Regions from separate parts of the Mus musculus genome. Here all the other regions are linked to region 1. A link is a loop called in an ENCODE intact Hi-C map of the cell type or tissue named here. Cell type or tissue: heart. All regions are shown on one strand. Each heading gives the region's core, and the rest is flanking DNA. Links, peaks and the distances in the headings are about the cores only.

Region 1 (10,264 bases), core at 922-8,921:
CTTACTTGTGACAGTTCTCATAACTCTTTGTTTTTGGAGAATTTGACAGTTTCTAGGAGTATTGGCCAAATATTTTGTAGGATGTCCTTCATTGTCCCTCATGATCAGATGTGGTTATAAGCCTTAGAAGGAGGAAAAACCATCAACCATGTTGATTTTTATCCTTATATGATCATTTTCTTATCACTAGATAGCCCCTGCTGCCATCCAAGAATCAGGGCTGTGTTCACCGTGGAGAGAAGCAGAAGACACAGGAGAGGAGAGCCATGGCTGACTGACTGGCTTTATTTCTATTAAAAACAAAACAAAACAAAAAACTATTTCTCCTTTCTGACAGGTTCAGAAGATAGGGACCATGACTGTGACTGAGAACATAGCCATTGGTCTGAATCATGCCTCCTGAATAAGGAGGGCCAATAGATGACAGCCAAGCACTTGAGAGTATTAGCCCTAGTGCTGTCTATATAAAGAAGAGACAGTGTTGGACTAATTACAACAAGGAATCAACCCATATAAATGATGGTGCTCTTTAGCAAACTTCTTCAGAAAACATGAATCCCAATCATTATTCTGTCTTCTGTCTCTGTCTCACTGTGTAACACAGACTGTCCTCAAATTCTGAATCCTCCTGCCTCAGCCTCTTTGAAAGGTCTTATTGTAGAAAGGTGGGTTGGTAGATATTCACAGATCCTTTGATTATGCTACAAGTCGCAAGCATCCGGTGTAAAGACCAAATCTAGAGATTTATGCCTAAAGTGGTAGAAACAATGGAAGAGCCACACTGTGAGGGATGTTCTAGTTTATCCTTTTCTTACTGCAATACCACACTGATCAGTTCGGAGGAAGAAAGAGTTAAAGTCCACCATCAAGGGAAGTCAAGGCAGTAGTGACATCCCACCATCAAGGAAGCTCCAGGACATTGGATTGAGGAACTGAAGCAGAGACCATGAAGGGGCTCTGATTACTGGCTTGTTTCTCCTGCTTTGCTTATCGACTTTTAAAACAAACTCTAGGATCACCTACCCAGGATAGCACTGCCCACATTAGGCTGAGTCCTCCCACATTAATTAGCAATTAAGACAACATCCCATAAACATGTCCACAGCCTTGTCTGATGGAGGCAGTTCTGAAGTTGAGTCTTTCTTCCCAGTTTAAGGCTAGGGTTGTGAAGAACTAATCAACATAGACAATAAGCACTGAGAGTTTTTCTAAAATGGCAACTTAGAGAATCTAACAGTTTTGGGAGATGGTGTGGTAGGGAAGAGGACCTTAGTTCAAATATCTAGAACTCATGTAAAAAGCTAAGCATGCTTGTGAATTCCTACAGCCATAGCGGCAGTGTGTGTGGGAAAAGATCTCTGGAGCTTGCTGACCATCAGCTTAGCTCCAGGTTCTGTGAGAGGCCCTGCCTAAAAGGGATAAGGTGGTGAGCAACAATTCAGGACACACTACATTTTACTTTGGACTTTATATGGGTATATATGGGTATGGGCTAGAATACCTGAAGAAACTTGATATCCATATACCACACATATATGCACAAATAAAAGGAAAAAAAAAAAAGGGTGGTGGTGGTTCTGGAGATATGGCTCAGCAATTAAGAGCACTTGCTGCTCTTCCGGAGGTCCTGAGTTCAATTCCCAGTAACCACATGGTGGCTCACAGCCATCTGTAATGGGATCCAATGTTCTCTTCTGGTGTGTGAAGACAGCTACAGTATATTCATACAGATAAAATAAACAAATAACTTAAAAAACAACAACATATTTTTTTTCTTAGCCAGCTAAGTTCTATTTTTTCTTCCTTAAACCAAGCCAGTTACATATTGAAGTCACATCTTAAAACACTTTGCCCTTAATACTACTTTGTCACTGTTAATGTTACAAGAATGTCCACTTGCCAAAAGTAAATTACATTTTCCTTGACTTTTAAAGTAATCACTACTTTAGAAACAGTAAAGAGAGACTCAGGCACTTAGGGAGGGTCTAGTCTATTAATCTGTGAAGGCATGACTATGACTTACATTACTGAACAGAGGTAAGGCAACCTCAGGTATGGGGGTCTGGGGTGTAGCTCAGGTGGTGGATGGCTTGCTTAGCAGGCAGGATGCCTGGATTTCACCCCTAACAGAGCATAAACCATTAGCATTCTGGAGGTTAAATGCAGGAAGAGCAGAAGCTCAAGGCCATCCTTAGGTACATAGTGAATCAAGCCGGCCCAGGGTATACGCAAGATCTTGGGTTAAAACAAACAAACAAACAAACAAACAAACAAACAGCCAGCAACAGTGAGAGAGAGAGAGAGAGAGAGAGAGAGAGAGAGAGAGAAGAGAAGAGAAGAGAAGAGAAGAGAAGAGAAGAGAAGAGAAGAGAAGAGAAGAGAAGAGAAGAGAAAGGAGAGAGGTGACTACAGCAGTAGCTCAGTGGTTAAGAATCATGGTTGCTCTTCCAAAAGACCCTGGTTTGATTCTCAGGATCTACATGCCATATTAAAGCTGCCTGTAACTCCAGTCCCAAGGGAATCTGCCACCCTCTTCTGTCCTCCATGGACACCTGGCTCACAGATGGTCTAACAGATGTACATGTAGACAAAACACCTATACACATAAAAAATAAAAAATATCTTTACAAAATACACTTTATCTCGACCGCAATTGCCAGTGAGCCTGTGAAGGAAACCCTGCTAGGACCTACTGGCTTTTCTCACTTATCATCATCATAATAATAACCAAATGGGAAGCCTCCTAAGCTAAAGGTCTGTCTGATCTCACTGCAGAAATATCAGGATTCCATTCCTCCAAATGACCACAGATTTAGAGGTGTGTGCCGTAACCTAGCTGCAGATGTCAAGCATTTAACAAGTTTGTTTTATTCCTAATTGCTGGCATTTGCTTAAGTGCTTCCTTAATTCTAATTTATGTTTTTATGTTCTACTTTGTTTACATAGCCCATAGTTCCCAATTGTCTTTATTTGCTTAAGTGTTTCTTTAATTTTATTTACATTTTTATATACGTTGCTTTGCTTACATAACTCATTGTTTGGAGCAGGCTAGGAATAACCATAAATCCCCATTGCTAATTAGCCTCATCCTCATGACTGATTAGTCAAGATTATGAGCCTAGAAGGAGGGCAGGAAGGAGGCCTAATAGTGACTCACAGGATCATTGAATTTCAGAGCTGGAAGGAATCTTAGAGCTTGCAGCATCTTTCAGATAAAATTCTGCGAATTTTACATCTCCCTTGCTCTCTCATTCCTTTATACCAAAAAAAAAAAAAAAAAAAAAAGCACGAAAGGATTTGGTGACAGTTTGAAAAACAAGTTTAGAGTAGAGAAAATCCAATCAATGATGGCTGTAACTCATAATGAGTACTTGAAGAATCAGCAACTTGACACACACAAGAGCAGAGAATATTAATGAACTCAAAGGAGGCTCTTTGGACTTAAGCAAGGTAGATTGTCTGGAACTCCTTCCCCAGCAGCTGTGCAGTTGGTAAGCCTTGTAGCTTGCCTGGCCTGTGAGTTTGGCTGTTAGCTTTGCAGTGGGGAGTATTTAAAATCACACTCAACATACGAAGGAAAGAACCTGGAACTGAGTAGCCTGCTTTATTCCAAGACTCCATCTGGCATTTAAAGAACTGCTTGTCCTACATTCAACCCTGCAGAGTAACAGCCATTTTTCATCTCCTCACACCTCTATTTTTAGTTTCAGGTAAGATCGCTTATTGAGTCTGAGAAAGGAACGTTTAGAGGTAAGAGCCACCAGTTAAACACTTAACCTAGGGTCATCTCCATGGGTTTAAAATGAGATCATGTTGAATCCTCAGCCTGAGAGATGAGGACAAGATCAGCCTCAAGACTCCACCGGAGGTGTAGGTGCGGATTCCAACACCGTTTAAGTCTTTAGTCTCTCTTGGGCAGAAGTATAATGGATGAAGAGGTGTTACAGGTATGTAAATCTGTTAGGTGAAGTTGACTACAGCCGAAGGGGTCAATTTGTCAGTCCAGTCCATTTCTAAACAAACTTGTCTGTAAGACTATTGTCTCGCTCTCCGCAGGTTCCGCACACCTGCCAGGGTAGTCCCCGGATCTCCAGGACTCGTCGAGTGTGCAAAGCGCAGTTAGCTTAGAAAATAGTCCTGGATTTCACTCTCTCCAGGTGACATGTTTCTGTGACCTTTCCATTTGCTAGCTTTTCAGAGAAGAGCTCTGTCCATGCGAAACCACAGGCTCCCATTCTAACTGGTCACTCCTTGAGGGACAGACAGCGCAAGGCCCTACTGCCAGCGCTAACTCCTTGTGCTGAGTTCGGGTTACCATAGCGACCGTGGGACGGGCAGGGCTTTTAGACCCTTTTCCCGGTCTCAGCCCAGGACTTTCGAACGCTCCAATTGGGACAACCCTTTCTTGGCTCTGTCCCGCCTCGTTCGGCGCTGAGCGCAATGCGATTGGCCCTGTGCTTGAGGCCTTGTGCCCAGAGGGTACCACCTCTTGATATGAAGAGCGGGAAAGTATCCCAGGCACTGTCCGAGGCGTGAAGCTCATCTCATGCAATGGGGGACCACGCTGTCGGCTACGGGTACACTTTATTCGGTCCTATATAACACCTCTAAGTCCCCAACTGCTAATAATAGGGAAGGAGCAGGATCCGGGGACAACACTTTGCTGGCTGGACTGACCGACCATCTGTGGAGTGCCGGCGCGAGTAGCCCATAAGGCTCCCGGGCTGGCTCTCAGGCACCCCACAGCAGAGGCCAGAGGGGACGGGCTGCGTTCTAGGGGCGGGGCCAGTGGCGGCGGCGGGAGGCGCAAAGCCCAATGAGAGAAGGCTCCGCCTCCGGAGGCGGGGCATCCGGGGCGCTCCCCCGCCCTTCAGCTCTCCCTGCCCCTCCCCCCGCGGGCGCCGGGGCCGCAGTGAGTGAGTGGCACTGGCAGCCTGTCAATCCCTCAGCCGAGCGGCCTTCGAGCCCGGTCCACAGCGGCTGCTGACTGGGTGCGCGGCACCGGAGGTGGCGGCGGCGAGTTCTCCCGCCTCATCAATCTGCTGTCCGCCCGGCGTGCGGCCCGCCGGGGCCCTCCACCGGGCTCCGTGTCCCCGCCGCGCCGGCCCGCCCGCTCCCAAACTTTCCTCCTCCGCCCCTCTCGCTCCCCGCGGCCCGCCCGTCGGCCTCCTTCTCCTCCTCCTCCGCAGCCCGCCGCCGCCGCCGCCGCTCCCTCCCTCGGGGCCGCCGGTGCTCCGATCCCGCCCGGTTGAGGCGGCGGCGGCGGCGGCAGGCGGCTGAGGGAGGGGACCGTTCTGGCTGGCGCGGGCGGCGGCGGCCGCGGCGTCCCGGCAACTCGGCTGGCGCTGAGGACCAAGTTGTGCGGGGCCGCCCGGCGCGGCGAGGGGCGCTGAGGAGGCAGCGCGGCGGCCGCGTGAGGGCAGCGGGCACCACCGCCTCCGCCTCCGCCGGCGAGCGCGCCGCTTCCGCCCGCCGCTGTCCTCAGTCTCCTCCGCGGCGGAAGCCGGAGCCGGACGCCGGTCCGCGTCCCCTCAGTCGCGGGCCGCGCCGGGCCAGGCCGCCCCCTCCCGCGCGGGCGGGGAGCGCGCGGCCGCCTCCCCCTCCCCCTCCCCCTCTTTCTTCTCCTCCCTCGCCGCCGCCGCCGCTGCCGCCGCCGCCGCCTCAGCCTTCGCCTCCGCCGCCGCCGCCCGCTCCCGCCCGCGCGCGGCGGGATGGACGATCAATCCAGGATGCTGCAGACTCTGGCCGGGGTGAACCTGGCCGGCCACTCGGTCCAGGGGGGTATGGCTCTGCCGCCTCCCCCTCACGGCCACGAAGGGGCGGACGGCGACGGCAGGAAGCAGGACATCGGCGACATCCTCCACCAGATCATGACCATCACCGACCAGAGCTTGGACGAGGCGCAAGCAAAGTTGGTGTCGTCTCATTAAGCATCTTTTGTGTGTGTACGGGAGCCGGGCTCGGGTCCCGGCTGGCTCCCGGGACCCGGGCCTCAGTTGCGGGCGGGAACTTTCTCCGCCCGCCGGGCACTTGCTGTGTCCCCCATCGCGCGGGCAAAGTTGCTCGCCGGGCTCGGGACAAACTCGATCATTGCTTCGTCCGTGCCCTGCTGCCCGCCCCCCTCCCCAGATTTAAACCTCCCGCTCGGACCCCAGCGCGCTCCGCGTCCCAGCCGGGTCCGTGGCCGCACCGCAGGGAAGTGCAACTTTCTCCGCCTGCCCAGACTCCGGGCACCCACTCCCCTCGGCCCAGTCCGGGGTGACCGGCTGCTTCCCCGCACAACCCTGTGCGGGAGCGCCAAGTTCTCTAGAGGGAGGGCCGCTTGGCAAACTTTGCGGAGCTGTCACCCGCTGATTATTAGCCGCCCGCTGGCCGCTGCGCCCGCTCCTCTTGTGGAGCTTGGGCGTTGGGGTTCCCTCCGCTCCGGTCTGGTCCCTTGGGTCCCGCCGCGGCCCCCGGAGCGGAGCCTCATGCACGGGTCACTCCTGTGTACGCCGAGGCTTCTGTCGAGCCAGCAGATGGGTCACGCTGCTATCGGGCTGGAGCTCTCAGCCGCTAGAGCTTGCCGCCAGTTGCGAACTAGTAAACTTGAGTTTTTGTTGACTTCCCGTGGTTCAAAGGAGCTTTTCCAAACTGGGGGCCGGTTTTAAATCTTGGGTCTAACTTAAAGGAAGGCGCCATATTATTCCAATAGGTGATGCTAATACCTTTGTGTTTTGCTATTTGTTTTTTAGGAAACATGCTCTGAACTGTCACAGAATGAAACCGGCGCTCTTCAGCGTCTTGTGTGAGATCAAAGAGAAAACAGGTAAGACTCTGCTGCTCACAGTGGGCCTGGAGACCCCCGAGGTGGGGTCAGATCTACTCCTTCGACTCTCCAGTTGAGAGCTGCTGCTTTTGGGCACCGCCATCTTTGATCATTCTTTGCTTCCCACCTCCTGATCTTGAGAAAAAAAAAACAAACCTGCAATAAATCTGGAGTCTATTTCTCAATTCTGCTTTGGTACTAAATGAAGTGTATATGAGAATGGAGCTGGGTCGCAGTTCCCTAGGAGGTAGTCCCTGGTTTCAGTCGGGGAGGGGGCTCTAGCTAGTTGCCCTCTCCTATCTCTTTTTGCCTGTGTAGCATTTTTTAAAAGGAGCGGTGGGAGACTGGATGCCAGGGACCGGTTCCCCTGGAGAGGCGTCACTAGAACTTTGTTTTACTTAGACAGTTTTAAGCTTCGGTTCTACTGGTAGAAGTCACAACCGAACACACCTCAGTAATACCCTGGACTTGGTGCTTTAGGTGGGAAGATTTTTAGGAATCCAGGAAGGAAAATCATGTGCTTAGGCATATACAATGTATCATGCCTATTAGTACTTCTATTATAGCCTCCGTCTTACAACTGCTACACTTGTAAAACTGAGCTTCAATGTATAAAGAAAGATGTCCACAGATCCTGATGAAACAAACATTCTGAAGTTCAGGGCAGGAGTAGGATAGGTTTGCAGAAGTGCTAGAATGAAAATTGCTGATACAGAGTAGGGAAAATTTTTGACAGTTCCTTATAGTTTAACTTTCTTGTCAGACTTTTTCTATTTAAGGTATTTTTACTCTTGACTTAAGGGTAAAGCTAAAGTGCATATATATACATATGTTTTACATGTTTTAGTTTGTGTTTAGTTATCTTTCCTGTATATGGTTAAAAAAAAAAACAACCCTCCATCAGTCAAGCTTTACCATTGATTGATTTATTTGTGGTTGTATGTGTTGGGTTGTATTGCTTTTTAAAGTTGCCCCTTTGTAAATTGAGGCAAAGAAGAAAAACAATCAAGTCCAGTATATTGCATTTTCCAACTAAGGCTGTTTTAATGTTTCAATGTTTGGCTGTCTTTGAGTTGATTTTACAAATAATAATATACTGCCTAGGACTGTTAGGCAGGAAGTTAAGTTATACTCTATTTAAACAGGTACTATTCATATTCCTAAAAGTAAGCCAGGGAAGATGATGGTTTATTGCTTTCTCTTAATGTATGTATGCTAAACCAGAGTTATTAGTAAATATTGAGAGCTTAAAGAAATAACCTTATTTGCTTTTCATTCATGCCATGATTTTTTTTAATGATTGTTTTTTGTTTTTTGGTGATACACTTTACATTTTGAAAACCAAGTCGTTTTAAATTATTGACTTATTATATATTGATTTTAACCACCTTTTGAGCACCTTATGATTTAAGATGTTAGATGATTTTAATCTAACTATAAAGATGTCCAGCATTGAACCTTGAAGGCTTTAATTTGGGTGAATAAAAGTATATACTCTTAGGACATTTATGTTGCTTAATTTCTAAGGGTTTTCTTGCTATCAGGGCTCCACTCCAGTTCGTGCTGACAGCTAAGCACTGGAATATTGACTGTGTTGTGAATATTAAGATTGATTCAATTTTATATGGCACTATATTACTAAAGAGAGGGAATTGATGCTCTTCTCTAGCAAGAACACCCTTCTTTATGATTTGTATTTATTTTCTGTCCCTTTATAGTTTTGGTCTAACCACACAGAACTACACAGCATTTCATGTTTGAACACTTATCAGCAGGAGAAATTCAATTAAGAAGTGTTAGTCTTCCAGTTGCTTATTTGCACAGGACTTAGTTACACCATTCTGAAAGGAAAGCGTAGTCAACGACATGTCAAAGGTGAGTTAGGAAAAGAAACAAGTCTTTTCAGAGTCTGGGATTATGGTCAGAGAGAGCTTTGGTAGGGCTATTGCTATTTAACAACCAGGAGAGAGCAGACAAAAGAAATTTCTGTGTTTTGAAAATTGTTTCTTGGGCTTTCAGTGATAACTTGTAAATTAGATCCTCTTTTTGTGCGTTGACCTGCGACCTAAGTTTGCAGGTTATCTTTTTTATAAAAAGCCAGCAGCCGACAGTGAAGGCGGCTGTCTGGGCAGAGGCATCCTCTTGCCTGCCTCTCTGAGCTCGAGAGGGATGGGATTTAAGTACTGAGTGATTGATGGGGTGAAGCTCTCTCTCTCTTCTCCTTTCTCCCCTACTATCCATAGCTCTGCCTCATGCTCTAAACCCAGTCTTAGAAGGAGACAGGATCGCTAGACTCAGCCCTCAATTTGAAATAAAACAGCTGTGTAGACATTAGTGTTACCAAAGCAGAGAAAGCTGGGCAGCACATTCCAGGGCCTATCCCTTGCCTGCTTTTGCAGCCCTGCTTTAGAGACATTATGAACTTAGAAAATAAGTGTTAGGGAATATGTGTATGCTACTTAATACTTTCTCTTTAAATAATTTTATTAATCTATTATCATAATACATAAGGATTAATTACCCACAGAAAGTTCATCTAGTCATTTGTGAATATAAATCAGGAATATTATGTGATGACTCTATTCTGCATAGTGAAGGGGAGGGAGGGGGCTGACAAGTTGTGAACTAAAGGGGTGGTGGGTGGGAACTGCCACTGTCAGTGGACAGTGTGATTTTAGTTTTGGTTTTCTTTTAAAATAAGACAAAATCATTAAAAAAAAAAAATCATGTCTTTGTAGAACTGCTGGTAGATTTTGAGGTTTCTGATCAGACGGTGAATACTGCCAGTTTTGATGCACACAAGGGACTTAGTTTGGAAAACATTTTATTTCTTCCCTACCAAATATGAAAAGGCATTTTTTCCCCCTTTGACAGATAAATGGGCAATCTGCCACAATTATATTATTTTCTTGTTCAGAAGTAAGGAAACTATACTTTTACTATAAGATGATTGTTTTTTTAAAAAACAGTATATTCTGTTATAAAATTTATTGTGCAGTTATTTTGGGGCAGAAAGGTTTTTCATTGTTGAGTTGTGACATTTATACATTTTAGAGGCAACTAAAGTTACACACTTTAAAATCGAGATATGTGTCTGTTTTAAACTATGTAAGCAAGGAAGATCGTAGTTGACGGGCTACGGTTTTCTTTAGGATGATAACAAAATCATGTTACCACCCTTTGCTTATTAAATATCTCTGATGAAGTAAGGACCCATACTTCTGTTGGTATACTCACTGAACTATTTGTGTCTACTTTAATCTTGTCTGTGAAGTGTTTCCTTTGTGAAACAATATACCTTCAAAAATAAAGGAAACATTTTTTCAAGGAAAATATTTTTAATGTGTACAAATATAGCAATTTATTATATGATCGAAATACTGATATTGTGAAAAAATTGTGTATATTAAAAAAATCAACATAACCTTTCCTTTTACAATGCTAGGTTAAAATACA
Region 2 (8,000 bases), core at 1-8,000, 620 kb after region 1:
CCAATGCCTGTTCGTGTCATTCCTGATTCTGCAGCATGACTGTGCACGGGTCAGGCAGGATCCAGGAGAGAAGCCATGCCCTAACTCTTGCTGATTGGAGGGTGCGGTGACCCTGCAAGCCGTGTCCACCAGCAGTGTGTGGCCCTGAAGGAGGGTCAGTGAGAGCCTGGCAGCTAGGGCAGCCATCACACATCACATCAGCTTAGAACAGTGGTAAGAGAAACATACAGCCCAGACTGGGGAAGGGGAGAGGCAGTGGGGGACAGGGCTCCCCAGAAGAGGGAGGACAGAGATGATTTATGAGCAGTCTTGGGGATCACATGAAAAATGGGTGCCATCCTTTTAAGGATTATGCTTGCCAAACCTCTGAATAGTTTCATATATGGAAGGCCATCCAGCTAAGGCTCCTAGGAGTGGATGCTGTTGAATCAGAAGGCACCTTATCTCCTACAGCTAAACGCTGCAATGCAGAGTCCCTACCCAGTCTCCCAGCAAGCAAACAGCTCTGCTTGTTGGCTCTGCCCTGTGCATCTGCCTAAGAGGACAGTGGGGTCCCCTGAACTATGATCGGTCTGGGCAGCCCTTCACCCTATAGCTGCAGCTTCCTAGCAGATATGAGCCTTCACCCACCTCAGGCCTTCTCTTATCTAGGCAGGAGCCCACTCTGCCTGTTTCCCATGTCTCAAATGCAGGGCTGGCTTGCTAGGCAGGGTCCCACCTCCTGGAGCAGCCGACCTGACTCCGCCTCTCCATTTCCTTTTGGGGTTAGTTTAGGGTCCCATGATGTCCTCCCTCTCTTCAAGGCTCTCAGGATGATCATAAAAGAATACCATGCTAGCACGAGGTGTCACTCTCAAGCTCGGAGCAGACCAAGTGGACCCAGATTCTGTGGCCATGCTGTGGCACTGTGGCCTTGAGAGGGGCTCCTGTCATGCTCAGTAGTCAAATCACCGTGATGCGTCCAGTAAGCAGTGATGCAGTAAGCCAGTTCCCTGTTGCTACTCTGCACGTTTTCCATTCGTCCTGCTCAGCTGGACCTAAACCTCAAGGTGTTGACAGACCCTGGTAAATCCCATGCTCTGGTGTAGCCCAAACGCCAGCATTCTGAGCCCTTCACTGTTAGCCAACTAGCAAGCATTCACTAAGTTCCCACTGACACTTCACTTAAACGCCCATGTGTTTCTTTTCCAACATTGGGTGGTGTCCTGATCCACTCCACAGCAGTTGCTTAATCCGCTTCTCTAGTGCCTAGGCTATGTCACATGGAAGGGGGCTATGCCACTTGTGGAAGCCTGCTGACAACTTTGTGTGTCATTTCCCTCCTCCTGCCTTCATGCCATTGTGGGGCTCAAACTCACGTTGTAGAATTTGTGCAGCAAGCACCTTTACCCACTGAGCCCCATCTCAGTAACCCCTACTAGACTTTTTAAAAAGATTTATCTATTTTGTGTGTATGAGCGTTTTGCCTACATGCCTGTCTTTGAACCACATACATACAGTATTCATGGAAGCCAGAAGAGGGTGTCCATCCTCTGGAACTGGAGTTAAAGGTGGTTGTGAGCTATCTGGGAATGGAACACATTGTCCTCTGCAGGAGAAGCCAGTGCTCTTAACCACTGAGCCATCTCTCCATTCCCCCTGCCCCTCAACACACACACACACTCACACTCACTAGATTTTTATAATGGAATTTGGTCAGTTTGTATGGCCTGGGGGGTCACATCTGCTTCAGGGTGCCCTGTGCTGTTAGGAGCTCTGTGCTGTTCTTGAGCCTCTCCCCTGTAGCAGATGGGCTAAGATGTAGTGTCCTGTAGTGCATGCGAGCTGTGTGTGACTGCCCAGCCTCCTATTGTAAGTCCCCACCTCAGTCACTTTACCAAATGCCTCCTTGCAGTCAGGTCCGGGCACAAGGGGCTTACATCTCTGCCACCAGCATCCTGGTGGCCACCATCGTGCGGCCTTACGTTTCTTACAACATGAAACACTCTCCCCTCCGACAGCCAGTAGGCTGCAGAGCTCCCTTAAGGCTGCGGGTGAGGACTTCACTATAGAAGTTGGTACAGAGAAGCTCCGTTTGCTCTGCACAGGGGCAGGAGCAGTAATCTGCATGCTCCCTTACCCATGTGTAGGTGAAATTCTGTTGTCCTTGTCCAAGTCTCATAAGTCAAGGCTTCTAAGTTACTCCTTCCTCCCTGATTGACCTCGGGAGGCTCCAAACTCTGGAGCTCTGCTTGGCCATCTCAAAAAACGATCAGAAGTGGCACGGGGCCCTGCAAGCATCTGAGGCCATAGCACGCAAATGCTGTGTGGAGTGAACAGAAGCTTAGAGCTTACATTGGATGGTTGGTGGCAGGCTGGTATGGCCTCTCTCTGCATGTTGATGGGACTTGCCTGCCTCCCTCTCTGACAAGCTTGTGGCTTTCCAAGGATTCTTCATTGGTGGGACTATGTGTGTTGTGGCAGATTCTCAGGTGGTGCTAGGATGTCACAACGTGGGCCCTCCTTCCTGTGTTAATATCACAAACCTGTGACATTAGCCTTCTCTTCTGGGTTCTAGGGCCCAGCTGCAGTGGGAGATGGCCCCTGCCACAGGTGTTTGTTGAGCATGGAAAGCTCACACAGGAAGTAGCCCATAGAGAGAGGGCCCAGAGTGCAGGCCGGCCCTCTTCCCTGTGGTCATTATGGACACAGCCTAACATACATGTATAGCCCATCACAGCAGACACTGGACCGGGTTTCATCCCTTCCTCCCGCGTTCTTTTTTCTACTTCTACTTTTCCTCTTCCCCAGCCCTGAAAGCTGGCCCCAGTGTTTGAATACCAGGGAAGCCTTCATTTTAGGAAACATTTGGGGGTGGGGTGCACAATGTCCACTCCAAAATCACAGTCTACAACAAACCACCCTCTTACTGCAGGCTGCAGGTCCCTGCACTAAGGGCCAGATCTGGACACTGAGTTTTGCCTCAGCTCAGTCAGCAGCCGGGTTCTCTGTTCACGGGTGACACTGTGAGGGCCTGCACCACATGTTCCTCCTCTGTGGCAATACTGCCACCAGTTTGGCGGTGGAGATCTAGACACAGATGGATTGCAAGGCACATGGTACATACAGGAAGGAAGTGGCTTCCCAGGCCCCGCACTTCTCTCACACAGGCTGCTTGGTCCACATCCTTCCTCATGTCCTATGGAAACTAAGCACAGGGGCAAGTCTTAATTCAGCCCTGAAGCCATGACAAAGAATCAGTGACTGTGAGCACGTGTTGTAGTCCCCCCCCCCCCGCCCCTCCCACATACACACTGAGCTCACTCTTCCAGGCCTGGGCACATTCCCTGCAGACTCAGAGCACACACCTCCCTGCCATTAGCCAAACGTCTTTTATACATGACTTCAGATGCTCACTGCAAGTCCAGGCCAGGACTCAGGCCTAGCCATCTGACCACCGAACTACTTGTCTTTCCATGGAGGCCAATGAGCACCCAACACCACCCAGGGGATCTGTGGCTTGGCCAAGAAAATGAACAAAAACATGCCTCTGCCAGCTTCCTCCCACTCACGCACCACTTCTTCCTGCTGTCATCATTTATGATATAGGTCAGACTCCCGGCCCAGGGTAGGAAAGGGCTTCCACACCAGCCCTGGGCATACCCTGACTGACTGCCTATACTCAGAGGAGTCGTGCAGACATCTGCATCTCTGGGTCGGATGTAGTCACTGAGAACAGGGGACACCCTGTCCTGTCCCACTCTAGCTCCCAGCCACGTGCCCTGGGTAGCAGCTGCCTCCAGCCAGATGCTCACTGGTCCTCTGTACTTGCATCTAAGAGTCTTGGACAGCAACCATGTCTTGAGTGCCTTCCTCTCCTCTCTTCTCTTGCAGCAATGGATGGTGTGCCTTTTATGATTTCAGAGAAGTTTTCCTGCATTCCAGAAAGTGTAAGTTTTATGTATGACCCCCTCCTCCTCTCCCACCCCAACCTGAAATCCTGTAGCTTCCGTGTACATGAGCTACGCTTAGCTATGTCTAGCTGGCCCGCCGGCTGGCTGAGACTGGGTCTCACAATGCAGCCCTGCTGGCCTAGCTTTGTGCACCAAGCCAGCCTTGTCCTTGCAGAGATGCATCTGCCTCTGCCTCCTGAGAGCTAAGATTAAAACATGCACTGCCCAGGCTTAATGGGTTTTCTTGAGACATAGAGCTCTGGCTGGTCTGGCACTCACTATACAGATCAGGCTGTCACTGGACTCAGAGATCTCCTCCCTAGTGCTGTGCCACCACATGTGGCCTTGATTTTTCTTCATGGTGATGGAGTTGGCCGTAGTTCCCACTGTCATTGCTGTATTCTGTGTGCACACTGCATGCTCCACTATGGCACGGAGGGCCAATGCCTCTGCCTATACTTTGCCCACATTGAGCCCTAAGCCCTCCTGAATGGTAGAGGGTTGGGTAAGCCAGCCAAGAGCAGAGGCCAGTAGCCAGACCATGAGCAGTGCCAGCCACAGCCAGGGCCCTGTCCTGAGCAACATCCCCTCCTGGAGTCACACCTCCGATAGTGCCTGGTCCTCAGGACACCCTTCACCCCTCTCTCAGCTATGCAAGCCTGAGGTGTGCTGGGTCACTAAACTTGTTTCTGGCTTTTATCCTTCCTGCAGAAGATTGCTTTGAGGCATCACTAAACACCACGGCCCTAGTTTGGCCCAGCTAAAGACCCCTTCAGTGTTTTTCTTGGACCCAGTTTAAAACCACCCGGCTGGCGATCCAACCTGCTCTGTTGTTTCCATTTTTATGAAATATAATAGGCCTCCTCTGAACCCTTCTGGTAAGCGCTTAATCTTGAAAAATGCTCCTGACGTGACACAGGAAGCCTGAGGAACTTCAGCGGAGCCACTTGGCTGTGTTGCCATGGAGACGCTGGCACTCTCCCCCATGCTCCCTGGGAGAGGCTGCTCTGCCCTGCTCACCAGCTCCAGTTGAGAAAGTTTAGTGGAATAGTTAGAGCCTAATGATGCAACAGCTGGACCTCTGCTGGCTCCTGGGCCAGGCGGGCAGGCAGCCCCGTCCTCACACCACGCAGGCTGGCGTCTCCAGCACAGCCAAACTGTTTTGTGGCTACTGGTAGCACAGCCCCAGGAGCTCAGGGTCTAATTTGGTGGCCCTGTCCCAAGTTCGCCCTCACAAATATGTTGCTGCCAATTCAGCGGAGCACTCAAGGCCCCGGATGCAGGCCAAGCTCAGCGTTAAGCTCTTCCAAGCACTTCTCTGCTTAATCCCCCTGCAGCCAGGCCAGAAGGGCCTGCCCAGGCCACTTTAACAGGCTTTTAAAGTAAAGGTGACGGGGTGTCCAGATGCCTCAGCACGTAAAAGGCCTGTGGCACAAGTCCAATCACTGGAATTCGGTCCCAGGGATTCACAGAAAAAGACCGGATACAGTGGCATTCGTGTGTAACCCTAGCACCCCTAAGAGATGGGAGCCATAGCCTGTCGGCCTGGAGTGCAAAGCATAGCAGAAATGAGAGAAACCTGCCTCAACAAGGTGGAAAGAGACCCAGCTCCTGAAAGCCGCCCTCACACTCACATACTCTCTATAGATATCTAACTGAATAGGTAGGTAGGCAAGCAGGCAGGCAAGCAGACAGGCAGGCTGACAGACAGACAAGATTGACCCATCCCGTACCATGAGGCAGCCAGTTTGGACTCCAGAGCCACCCTCCAGCCTCCCCCGCGCCCCCCCCCCCAGGACCCCCTGGCCCTGTGCAGACACCAGCCCTATCCCCACCACAGCACTTTGACCACAGCTCCTGGGTTCTGTGGGGCTCTCAGGCTTTCCCTGCTGGCGAGGCTGCAGAAAGCCTGGCTTTTGCTACTCCTAGGAAATACAGAGCTGGTGTACTCGGAAGGAGCCTGCAGCTTCACCGACAGGGAGGCTCGTGTGTCTCACAGGCTTCTCCGGACCTCCAACTGACCTTCTTGGCCTGTATATTCGCCAAGAAATGTCCCACTGTCCATCGGATTCAGAGCCCCATTAATATGCAAAACTGCCCCATTCGCCCCTTTGACCTGATGGACAGGGATCCCCTTCTCCATCACTGCCAAAGATCTGAAGTCCACCTGACGCTTCCCTGTATACTGCAGACCCCGGGAACTCCTTAGACCTGACACTGTTCTATAGAGACAGCAGTCAAGGTGGCTGCTGATTTAGGCACTTCCAGCCCCATACTCCATCACAAAAGCAGAAATCTCACTCACTTTCTCCTTTTGTAGCAGAAGAAAGGATGAAGTAATTGGCCACAGGCACACCTTCCAGGAGGCCATGACCCCCTCCCCACCCCAGGCTGGCCCCTCAATGCTGTGGATATGTGGCAAAGCAGTCTTAGCATACAAAGATTTATCCTACCATGGTCTTTGTGGTTCCTCCTTGGACCCATAATAACTGAACATCACAATAGCAGCCCTGTGGGAGGGGGTGGGAATGTAAGACGGCTAGGACATCACAAGTGTCATAAAAGCAAGGGGGGCATTCTCCAGCCATTAAAAAGGGCAACTTGCTCTGTATTTTCAGATGCAGCCCTTTGATCTCTTGGGAATCACCATCAAGTCTCTGGCAGAAATTGAAAAGGAGGTAAGCATGATGGATTCGGGGCTCTGCTCACTCCTCTAGGGTCCCTGTCTGTCCATCGGGGCTCTGTTCTAGAAAAGATGGGTGCAAGAGCCCTTCTGAGGGAAAAACTCTGAGTCACGTTGCATGCACTATGCACTTGACATAGACTATGACTAGTGCCTTCTCTGTCTCATCATTTGCCACCAGGACCGTCTCAGAGATTTAGTCAAACCTCTTTATGATCCAGAAGTGTATCCTAGATCCCCCATACTTAGCCAGACCCCCATGTGACCGGCTGATTTGATGGCATCTGGGCATCATAAGAAAGACACCAGGATCAGGTGCCTGAGACGGCGGGTCTCATGGGGGTCTCACTGGGCCTGCTCAGAGGCCAGCACCAGTCTGCACATCCTCTCGGTGCAGGGAAGATTGCCACAGTCACGTGCTGCCACCACAGCTCCTCAGAGAGGAACATTTGTCTCAAAGATGGAAATGGCAGAACCATTTCAATATCCGTGGTTCCTTGGGGTTTTCTCGTATGTACCCAGCCAGCAGAAGCAGGCTGCATTATTGAAAGATGGCTGGAATCAAGGAAAATTGAATCAATGCAGTACAACAAATTTCTAAACCTGTCAAAGCAAAAACAAGACGAAAACCTCCTCCTTTGTCTTTGATTCTCCGTAAATCATAAAAACCTGATTGTCACCTACAGTTTTGTTTGTTTGCTTGCTGGCAACAGTGGAAATGGCTGGCCACGATGCTAGAAATTTAGTGTGCAGAATTTCCCATCTACCCTTAAAATGGTTCTGCAGTCCATCTGCTCAAGAAGAGCATTCCAGGAACCCAGCAGACCTCCTCTAGGGAGGAAGCCCGTGGGACCAGGGAAGGCTTTAATAGAGTGGCCTTCTCCAGGTGCAGAGGTAGATAGAGCAGGGTCACGTAGACAGGCATTGGAGCAGCCTGGCTGCCCAACCCAGGCAGCTACCCCAGTCTGTGCTGGGGTAATGGAGGAAGCCATCTCAAAGGTACCAGCCGGTGCCGTGTGGACAGGTGGGAAGCTCTGGAGGCAGCAGGTACCCACCACTGCTGTGCACTCTGCAGGCTCAGACCCTGCTACAAAGGGGGCATCAGTATCCCTCCCCTGCTGTCCACCCCTGCTCTTGCCACCTTGGCCCTTGGCAGCAGCATCTTTTTCTTAAGCACTTACTGGAGACACAACCCTAGAATTTGGGGCTGTCTTGTTCTCACCCGTGTGACCAAGTGACCTTTTTTCTCTTTTGTATGAGGCAAGATTAGGGCCTAGTCCTATCCTATGGCTGGAAGTCCCTCAAAGGGAGCCTCTCCAGGTGGATAGAAATAGTGCGACTCGAAGGCCCGTCCAACTGGGTTCTGGGTTATGTGAGTACATAAA
Region 3 (10,264 bases), core at 1,384-9,383, 120 kb after region 1:
CATACAAATTTTCAGTCTTTCTCACTAAATGCTCACAAAATTAATGTTTAAGAATCTACAAGGAATGTTTTATAAACAAGCAGAGCAGCTGTTCACTGAAAAGTGACAGTTCTACAAGTTTTCTTGAGAGAGGCTCACATTCTATTCTCATTTGGCTTTTTCTTTTTTTTTTTCTTTTTCTTTTTCTTTTTTTTTTTTTTTTGACTTTTTAAAAGATAGGATCTCATTATGTTGCCCAGGTTGGCACCACACCTGCAATCCTCTGCCTTTGCCTACTTCTAACAAGTGCTGACGTAGGGAATGGACCACCATACCCTATTATATCTTTCACTGGGAATGTATCACTTCTCCATCATTGTTGAGAAAGCATCACAAAGTCATTGTGCAGCTAAAGGACATTGAGAAGAACGAGGTAACTTTCAGTGTTTTTTTCACAGCCGACTACAAACTGAGCACAAGCAAAACCTTTTTCTTTCCCACTGAATGCTGTGTTCATTATTTATTTTCCTCTTTGAACTTTTTGGACACAACACAAAATTGGGCCCTCATGATTCTCTTGGATCTGACATCAGACAATAAACTATGAATGTCTTGGTCACTATCCAGCTAGTAGGATAGTGAGAGTTCCCTTTGATACCTACACAATTGTTGAGAAATGCAGGCACTTGTGAAATAATCTATATTAGAGATTGGAGAGATGGCTCAATGGTTAAGAGCACTTGCTGCTTTTGTAGATAGAGTACCTGGCTTCAGTTCTCAGCACCAACATAGCAGCTTACAACCATCTGGATTTCCAGGTCCAGAGGATCTGACACCTTTTTAGAAGGTATTAAGCATGGACATGGTGTACAGAGATACGTCAGCAGCAAAGCATTCACACACATAGATTTTTTAAAATAATCTAAAATAAATGTACATAGTTTTAAAAAGATACGTTGTAAGCCGGGCAGTGGTGGCGCACGACTTTAATCCCAGCACTTGGGAGGCAGAGGCAGATGGATTTCTGAGTTCGAGGCCAGCCTGGTCTACAGAGTGAGCTCCAGGACAGCCAGGGCTACACAGAGAAACCCTGTCTCGGAAAAAAAAACAAGTTGAGACATTTCTGAAGACTTCACCTTTGTATTTTCTTCAGGATTTATTTTCCTCTATATTTGTGGTCAGAAATCTCTGAGACAAATGGTCTGTTTTGAATCTAAATGTAGAATAGGGAACACCACAGCTTGCATTAATATCTTTTCTTCTAAGACCCAACTTCTGGTAGAGAGTGGAGGCAGGAGAACATGTGCAGGGCGTTGCCACTCACACTTTTAGTTCACTTTACGAGGAACCAAGTCACGATACCCTAATAATGGTCTTGATGTTATAAATGATTTCCCCCCTTGAAATAAGCAACACATTCATTTTAATATGTAGAGTCGGTTTGCTAGCAGGGCGACAGTTTAAAAAGGCTTCCAACTGTGACACAAGTGCAACCATATTGCTTCCTATTACTCGCTAAGGTAGTTGTTTAGAAGAGAGAATGTTCTCCCTGGAAATGTTTAAAGTGCTGTAATTTTATTTAGGATAATGAGGATTTATAACCATTTTGCCATTTGAAAACCTGCCTTTAGACAGAGTAAAATAGGCTGTTTTGGTTACTGAGTGTTCTTAACTGGAGGAGGGGGGGAGGGAGGGAGAGAGGGAGGGAGGGAGGGAGGGGGAGGGGGAGGGAGAGAGAGAGAGAGAGAGAGAGACAGAGAGACAGAGAGACTGATTCTGAGACTAGAGAAGATGAATGTCACTCTGTTGAATATTAAAATATCAAGTACCATGGTTCAAGAATGGGCCATGTAAATGTTTACATTTCTTTGAACTTGAGATGTCTATGTTTTGAAGTGTGACTAAGTTAAAAGTCTTTGTTCTTTTTATATAAATATTTGTAACTGTGCCTGCTGGGGATCCCTGGAGCCCTGAACTTTATAACTTTGCTCGTGTAAGTTGTACTGGAGAAAGTTGCTTTGAGTGATGGCCAGAGTGTTCAAGAAGACAGTTATGAAAGAAGGCTATATAGTGGGGGTCTATGGCTTTAGCATTAAATTTGGCATACATACATACATATAGTCATATTACCATTAAAATTAACCCAGTGAAGGTAAATTTGACTTATCAGTACTGTGACTGTAGCACTGGCTGAAACTCACTGTGGACTATTTAGGCCTCTTACTCTGATGTGGAAGGGGGCAGGAAGGAATGTAACAGTTAGAGATTTTTATCAGGTTTTTAGGTCCTCACTGAAAATCTTAGCTCTCAAAACATTTCTAATTTCCCTCATTTGAAGGTTCAAACAGTTTCAAATTACTGCCCATGGATTGTTCTTGACATCCAGAATAGTAAATCTGAGCTGTGGAAATGCTGGAATGTGTTTTTGTGCTTTTCCTGAACAAGGGAATTCAACGGGTAAATTACAGTCATTTACTGGGAGTGTAATTTACTGAGAGCCTTTAGGCAAATGCAGGAGAAAGGACAGCAGCAGAACAGAAAAAACAGCAGAAAAACTGTTTTGTGTATTTTTTCCCTTTTCTCATTAAGTATTTATTCACATAAGAATTTTATGAATTAATGGATGGTCCTACAATTAAGACAGATAACCTGAGCACGGGTAGATCAAGTGTTGAAGCACTGACTGTGTATAAAAACTAAGGCTGCAATCTCATTTCTGAAATTCTGCTTGTTTATTTCATGTTGAAATTCTTGTTGTCTTCCTGAGGACTATGAAAAGCATTGCTGCAGCTTCAGAACCTACAGATGGGGCTGAACTCACAACTAAAAGACTACAGCATTAAATTATTGTTCATGGACAAACTGAGGGAAAAGACCCTCCATATTTGGGGAAAGAAACTACTGTTCTGCATTAGTTTACATATACAGATGAATTTTATTTTAAGAAGAAAGAAACTCAGAGCATTCTGGTTGGCTGTATACTTTAATATCAATATGAGATAAATAACCCAGCCTGATAGTGAGAAAATTTATGAAATTGTCAACTAATTCTTTTAATCCAAATACATAAACATTTGTAGTAATTCTTATAAACAGTTCTGACCAGTTCCTTTCATGAAAAGCAGCGTGCTCTGTAGTAATTGCTAAGCAAACAGAAAGCTATGTTGCAAAGTGGCTTTGTACAGCATATTGTAATTTGACACTTAAGTTGTGCCCTGCATTACCCTGTGTCATAATTGATGGCTAAAGAAAGGCACATGCTATGCTAATCATTTGTTAGAATAGCTTGTTAAACTGTGGTTGCCAATTTTAAATAAACTATGGAACGCTTTCCTGTATTTTAAGGTTTTGAAGCCCACAGTTTTAAACAGTCACTTGAAGCTGTTTTTAACTTATGTTGTGTACGCACAGTTCTGCCTTTCCACACAGGTCAGCATGTTTGTCAGCCTAATAGCATATTATCAAAAACCCAGTCATTGAGCTGCAGCTTTCACACCACTATCTCAAGGGCCTTTTCATAGTTTTGTGTGTACCAATATTAAATCTCATGTCTTTTAAAAAACATCAATATTTCTTTGTTTGAGACAGGATCTCATCATGTAGACTAGGCAGGCTTTAAGACTTTTCTGTGAAGTCCATGTTCGCCTCAAACTCATAAATCTTCCTATCAAAAATTAATATTTCATAGATAGAATTTTAACTTTTTCTTGTTCTGTTGTTTTGTTGAGGCAGGGTCTCACTGTGTAGCTCTGGCTGTTTTAGAACTCACTATGTAGATCAGGCTGGCCTTGAACTCAAAGAGATCTGCTTTCCTTTGCCTCCAAAGTTTTGTGATTAAATGTGTACAGCCTTACCAGCTAGATTATAAATTCTTAATGGTAAAATGTTTAAAAATCAGAGGGTAGCCGGGCAGTGGTGGCGCACGCCTTTAATCCCAGCACTTGGGAGGCAGAGGCAGGCAGATTTTTGAGTTCGAGGCCAGCCTGGTCTACAAAGTGAGTTCCAGGACAACCAGGGCGGCTACACAGAGAAACCCTGTATTGAAAAACCAAATAAACAACAAACAAAGAAATAAATACAATCAATCAATAAAAAAATCAGAGGGTAAATTTGCTTATTTTTGAAAATAAGGTTTAAGTTTTTCTTACCTTGTACTTACATACATAGTAACTGATCATAAAGCAGCATTTGTTAATATAGAAGTTATTAACTACAGAATGCAAGTAAGAACATTAATGTTTAGGGTGAAATTCAGGAGGTTATCATCCATAATGAGTATGGATTCTCATTTTTTATACATAGAAGCTTTTGGTGAAATAGGAGGCCAAAGCTGGTGAGCACGTTGACTTAGGTGAGCGATGGATAAATGGCCACCACGGCTAGTAGACCTGGAGCATGATGAAGTAATGTGTGCACTTAGACATAAAAGAAACACTACCTCTGGAGAAAAATGATTTAACGTGCAGAGAAGGGTTATTCATTTTTAAGAGATTAAAAATGATTGAATATAATACCTTTAATTTGTAACAACGGTCTGACGGCTGCTTCCTGTCTAAAGAAAACCTTTTGATCAGCGTGTCTATTTTGATCTCTTCTGCCCCATAGTGTATTGAATGGATAAAGAGATGATTTTCAGTTATTGTGCACATATTTAATTAAGCAGTGAAGATACTCAGATGGGTTTAGTTCTCGGCCATTTAGTAGACAAATCCATGAGTGGTTACTTTGTGGCATACAATTGACCCCTTTGTGGAAAATTTTCTAGAAAATGTTCAGGATTAAGTCACTCTGTTATGTGAGACCAGAAGTGGCTCACAAGCTCTTCCTGAAACAGACACGTATTTGATGGCATTTAGGGGAGGTGTGGATTTGATATGCACCCCTCTCCTATTCTATTCTCCTATTTTACACCTAAAAAAATGAGTTAAAATTTTCAACCATGCTTTCTTTTTTTTTTCCACTTGAAAGTAGAAAAGTAATTTCTTAAAATGTGTAAAACCTTTGTAAAGTTTAAGATTTGATTGTCATTATTAAAACATAGCCTTAATGTAATTGATCAGAATTTGTTCACAAATTTATAATCCCATTTAAGTCTAAATGAAATTAAGTAAATGCATGTATTTGAAATACAAAATCCTGATTCTTTAAATACTTGACATAGTAAGCCATTATGCCAGTTTGGCAAGTGTGAGAAGACGGGTGCTCATAGCCATGCAGTGGGCGTCACTTTCTCGGCTCTCTAAGAACACATCTTATATAGAATATTCTGAAAACGCTGTTAGGATTACTTCAAAAGATGCATACTTTTTTGTTGTTATAATATGATTGCAAGCTTAAATATGGAGTTTAATTACTTTTACCCATAGCACGGTGTAGAGAAAAAACCTCTATGCTTCCACACAGTCAGCTGTCCTTAATTTAGTGTGATCTGTCACAACGGTACAGCAGCGTGGCACCTTATGGCAGAGCCCTTCAGGCATCTCCTGGGACATAAGCCTTGGATTCTGTTAAATGTGGATCTCCCGCCCCCGGTGATTCTGGGGTACCACTGACCGGTGCAGAGTGGGGTCCTATCTCCTGGCTGAGGAACGCCATTCTGGGGGGGGGGGGGGCTGCACACCACAAGTTTGCATAAAGGCGTGGCAGCAATCTTTCTCCTATGGAATGTCGCTAGAGCCAAAAATACTGCCTGCGTGGGAGCTTGGTTTCGGCTCGAATTTTCTTTCCGCGGTAGTTTTTGTTCTCAATCACCTTGATGAAACAATCTCGAAGCCGTTCAGCTCTCTGTGGCATTTGGAATGAGTCACTGACAGGCTGATTTTCCACCCCTGTTGTGATGCTGCTTTCTCTAGTTAATATTCCTGCGTAAGTGTTGCACAAAAGTAAACCCTAAGAGCTGCAGACCGGGAGGCTGCTCCATTTGCATTAATTATGCAGTCAGGGCGGGAGCGCTGTCAGGCTAGGCGGGAGGGCTGTGGCCGCAGAGAACAATGGGCGCTGAGACTCCCGCTCTAACCGCTGCTCAGTGAGTCCTCAAACCCAAGCCCTGAAACTTGCTTTGCTGCTGTGGTAGGGGAAGGAGTCTTTCCAGGATTTCAGCTCTCTGAGCTGCCGCCTACAGGAGAATCTCAGAGGAGGACAGCGGAAAGGCTCCATGTGCACATTTTAACGGACACAGGAGAAAATGCCAAGCCAGCTGCAAAACATGGACATCTTGGGAAAATGGTGGTTGGGGGGGGGGGGGTAATGATAAGACAAAAACAAAACCCTTCGCCATGAATCTGAAGCATCATCTGCTAGGTTTCTCTTCTGTAATTGGTGTGGAGGTATCCTAACTTAATGATGGTGTCTTTCAATGGAACTGACTTACATAGGGAAGCACAGGGAATTGAGCTGTACAAACATTGGTTGAGAACCTATGTCCTAGATGATGGGGGATTATTACTTCATTATTATTGGTTGGAAAATGCTACAGAAAAGAAAATCCTGTTTTAAAAAAAAGGATTTCTATATGGAAACCACAGGAAAATGCCCTTGTTAGAGTTTCCCTGCCAGTGCCTTAGCTCCACTCAGGAAATGGCGCTGCCAGGAAGGTTGTGTCTGTTTTCTCTATTCTTTTTGTAGAGTATCAGAGAAGATAACTGCAGGATTTCTACAGTGTGTACCTTACCTTATATATCTAATTATGGGGGTCAGAATTAGTCTGCTTGGGAGGACTGACTAGCCAAGTCTCCTGCCAGTAAAACAACACCATACTGAGATTTGTAAAGATTAATAAAAGAAATACTAGAAGCCCTGCTCCCTTTTGGATTCCTAAACAATTCCCTGGTACAGTTGGTGCTTTTCTTTAAAATAAATGATTGTGTGTGCAGCATTCTGTGAGTAAAACCTGGAACATTTGGCCAGGAGGAAACACAGTGAAAATTTTTCCAAAAGGAATTAGGCCATCCTTTCAAGGCTGTGTGTAGTTGCCAGAAGAGATGACATTTACCTCCATCACAGCCAAAGTCATAATTCCTAGGAAACGAGCTTTGCACCTTTGTCTTTTGTTTCTACTTATGAAATAGCATGTATTACTTGAAAGTGTTTACTTCTTTTCTGTCATACTGTGTTCCTATTCCACAAATAAGCTGTTTTTGAAAACACATACCATTTGCTTTTTCACCCACCAGGACAACATTGACCATTCTGTTATGTGGTACATATTTTTAATGTCGCTGCTAACCATTAAAACACACAATTATAAATAGATAATCTTTAGTCCGATAGAAATATATAAAAGTATAACTTTCTAAAGTGAAGGTTGAATCACTAAAGATTGCAGACCTCCACCCCCTGTTACTACAAAGTGGTCCAGTCAAACAGGCAGCATTAGAACCCTGTAAGTAAAATGTCCAACTAGAGGAAGAATGACATGCTACTGTCAGTAGTTTATATAATAGGCCAATGTACAGATTATTACACTCATGTATGCAGAAAAATTGCAGTTTGTTGTTACACAAATAGAATAAAATATTCATGGAGCCCATTGTTTTTCCATTGAATTGCTTTAATTTTGCAACAAGAATTTAAAAGTTTATTTTCTTTTAAATCTTGGAGTGGGGCTCTTTCGTAAAATAAAATGAAAAACATACAAATTTAGTGATCATTGGGCCTTTAGAATTTTAGTTTTTAATATGCACACATGCATATTAAGTATAAACTCCCAGAATTTTCTTTTTGCTTTTTTAAGTTTTTGAAAATTTCATAAATGAGTTCTTTATTTACATTATTTTTACCTCTTCTCCAACTCTTCCCGTGTTCCTCTTACACCTGACAAACTCATAACTTCTTTAGTTATTCTTGATATATGTGTGTGTGTGTGTGTGTGTATACATGTGTGCATATTTGTATGTGTAAAACTACTTCTATTCCATTTAAGAATGAAGACACTACTGTTACCTACATCTCATGTTTGATTTGACCCTGGTCTAATGGGAGCCCCCACTATGAGGCCTCTTACTCCAATCAGCATTTTCATAAGAACTTGATTTACAATTACAGCTCAACTTTCCCCATATCTACTCAGAACAGTTCCAAACATAAATGTGTTTACATAATGGTTTTCTTTTTAATGCTGTCATCTGTGAGAGTATATGAGATAAACATCTAAAAATTAAGAAAATCTTAATGCAAGTAATAAGTTGTAAATATTTTTATAAGATATAAAAGGATCATATTTTCCTGTTGTATCATTAGCCTTGACATCACTGTATGGTGCCAGTTTACAGTGATATGAAGCTTATACTATTTTACATTTCTATCCACTAAATAAAAACCTACCCTGTGTTTTATTACAAAGTAGGTGGCCTGAAGGAAAAATATATGTATTCTTTCCTTTTGGTATAAAATATGCATTTGGGCTTCTCATTTCATCCCCAATCTGTGTTATTCCTTAAAAATGCAGAACTGCCTGAAGTCCTCTTTAATATTTAATTCAACAACTTTTTAATCTGTCATTATGCTGTGATGAAGTAAGCATCAAGTGTCGCTGAAAAAGATTAAATTATACTTGGAAATAGGAATTGAAATGATTTAGGGTTGGAGGCTGAATATTTGCTTTGCACGAGTAATAATAGTAGTAGCTTGGGTGAAGAAGGGCTTTGGTTCGGCTTTAATGTCTTTGCCTCGCTGTGCTCCCCTGTGGCTCTCTCTGATTTACGCTGGCATTGCTGAGCATTATTTTATTTAAATGGAGGTAGAAAGTAGAAATTACTGCACTACAATATATTAATTACTCCACACTATTTCTTTGTACTGATTTCTTTTTTTCCTGTAAACATCATAAACAATGATGCAACCCACCCATTGGATAGTGGCTATAAGCTATCCTGTAGTTCTTGTTAACAAGCTTATCTTAGAAAGGAAAAGCAGTAATAATTAATAGCCATCTGTGGATTAGTGAGGAGCAAAGGGACATACATTTGTGCTTTCCTTTTTACAGGGAATGATGTCCTACATAAAAATAGTTCCTGACAGTACCTGTTACTATTTTAACCACCTCATTTTACTTCCTTTTAAAATCTAGGCTTTAATATGTAGGGTGTTTTGCAATGAGACAGAGGGATAAACTTTTAGACTCTGCTCATTGAGTCTTAACTGCTCAACAGGTGACAGTGTGTCTAACTTCTTTAGAGTACTTGGTCTCTGCATATGTCCAGATTGGACTTCTGGAATCCACTGGGTAATCTTTGGTTGCTGAAGCTTATTTTCAGTCTAGTGCTATAGCTTTGTGTAGTCTTTGTGAAACCAAACAAACCAGTCAGTTTACTTAAAAAAAAAAAAGAATTATGAAATTATGTGCTGATGTGCACACAGAAGCCTTCGTGATTGTTTGAGGGAAGGTGTTTCACTTTTTCTGTGATGCATATGTGTTGTGATTCATATGTGCTCTCCGACGCTGTCTGCAAGGAATTTCTTAGAACTGTGCCTTCATTTGTCATCATTTGTCATGTTGATGCCCCTTTTCAAAATAAGCCTGGACATAGACTAAGACCTTAATGTGTAGCACACCTGTCAGAATATTACCCAGGCTGCCTTCATTCTCAGGAATCCTGTGTGTCTGTATCTCAGATAGCTGTCCACTTCCCAGCATGATGTCCTATCATAAAACAACAATAGAGAGGAGTGCTGGGCATAGTGGCACATGCATAGAGCCCCAGTTACTAGGGAGGCCAAGCTAGGGAGATTCCTTGGTCTGTTTAACGTTCAAGGCACACCAAGGCAACTCAGGGGAAGACTGACAAACAGGAGAGAGGCAGGATAGAGGCTACTTTATACCTTTTGGAAACATTCTAGTTGAGAATGTGAACCTACTGTGTTAGGTTCAGAATTATCAACACCTAATTTTTAAAAATAGAGGTTGCAAAATGTTTTAAAGCTCACAGAATTTTCATGTGCCTTCGTCTTACCTGTCACTGTGGCTGTGCACAGTGCCACTCACACTGAGAAGTACAAAGGTCACTCTACAATTGGTGTTTTAATTTTTTTTTTTTTAGAAAAAAATGGCAGCTTGAATTAATCTTATGCTCTGCATAGTTGGATTCTCTGAACATTTTGCTTCCTTTTTTATAGGATTGACTTAATTAGTGGCTACCCAAGATGCTAATGGTGAACAGTTATGGGCATTTCCCCTGTTCTGTTAAATATTTGAAAATGAAGTCCTATTGATCTTCATAATAAATTTTCTTGTAATTTATAAATATATACTTAGAGAATCAGAGAATCAAGTCCACTGATTATTTAC

The links. Hi-C counts contacts between places; a loop is a spot of excess contacts. Peaks named below come from ENCODE experiments on the same cell type or tissue, not always from the same donor. Only the 100,000 strongest peaks of a DNase experiment are listed, where the experiment ranks them.
Region 2: a loop joins it to region 1, with 4 times the contacts of the local background. A loop is called at or near these places in 2 of 42 quality-filtered maps.
Region 3: it touches region 1 in a loop (2.4-fold over the local background); 10 of 42 quality-filtered maps call a loop at or near these places.

What each region holds. Positions count from the first base shown.
Region 1 is chr2:34,367,368-34,377,631 of GRCm38, reverse strand. It overlaps Pbx3 (pre B cell leukemia homeobox 3), which reads left to right and starts at 5,587. Exons shown (of 9, transcript NM_016768.2): 1 at 5,587-5,911; 2 at 6,735-6,808. The coding sequence starts at 5,712. In heart, for the core only: no CTCF peak of the experiment used is centred there; DNase peaks (open chromatin) are centred at 4,421, 4,801, 5,821 and 6,381; H3K4me3 peaks cover 4,853 bases; H3K27ac peaks cover 4,157 bases.
Region 2 is chr2:33,750,919-33,758,918 of GRCm38, reverse strand. Mvb12b (multivesicular body subunit 12B) reads left to right here. Exons shown (of 10, transcript NM_175184.4): 8 at 3,874-3,929; 9 at 6,551-6,610. All of the region lies in intron 2 of Gm52507 (a long non-coding RNA gene), which reads right to left. Among named protein-coding and RNA genes, the nearest start is that of Gm52507, 21 kb to the right of the region's middle. In heart, for the core only: no CTCF peak of the experiment used is centred there; DNase peaks (open chromatin) are centred at 3,088, 3,618, 4,509 and 4,968; H3K27ac peaks cover 2,620 bases.
Region 3 is chr2:34,245,411-34,255,674 of GRCm38, reverse strand. All of the region lies in intron 2 of Pbx3 (pre B cell leukemia homeobox 3), which reads left to right. Among named protein-coding and RNA genes, the nearest start is that of Pbx3, 120 kb to the left of the region's middle. In heart, for the core only: a CTCF peak has its summit at 6,084; a DNase peak (open chromatin) is centred at 5,954; H3K4me3 peaks cover 1,492 bases; H3K27ac peaks cover 1,445 bases.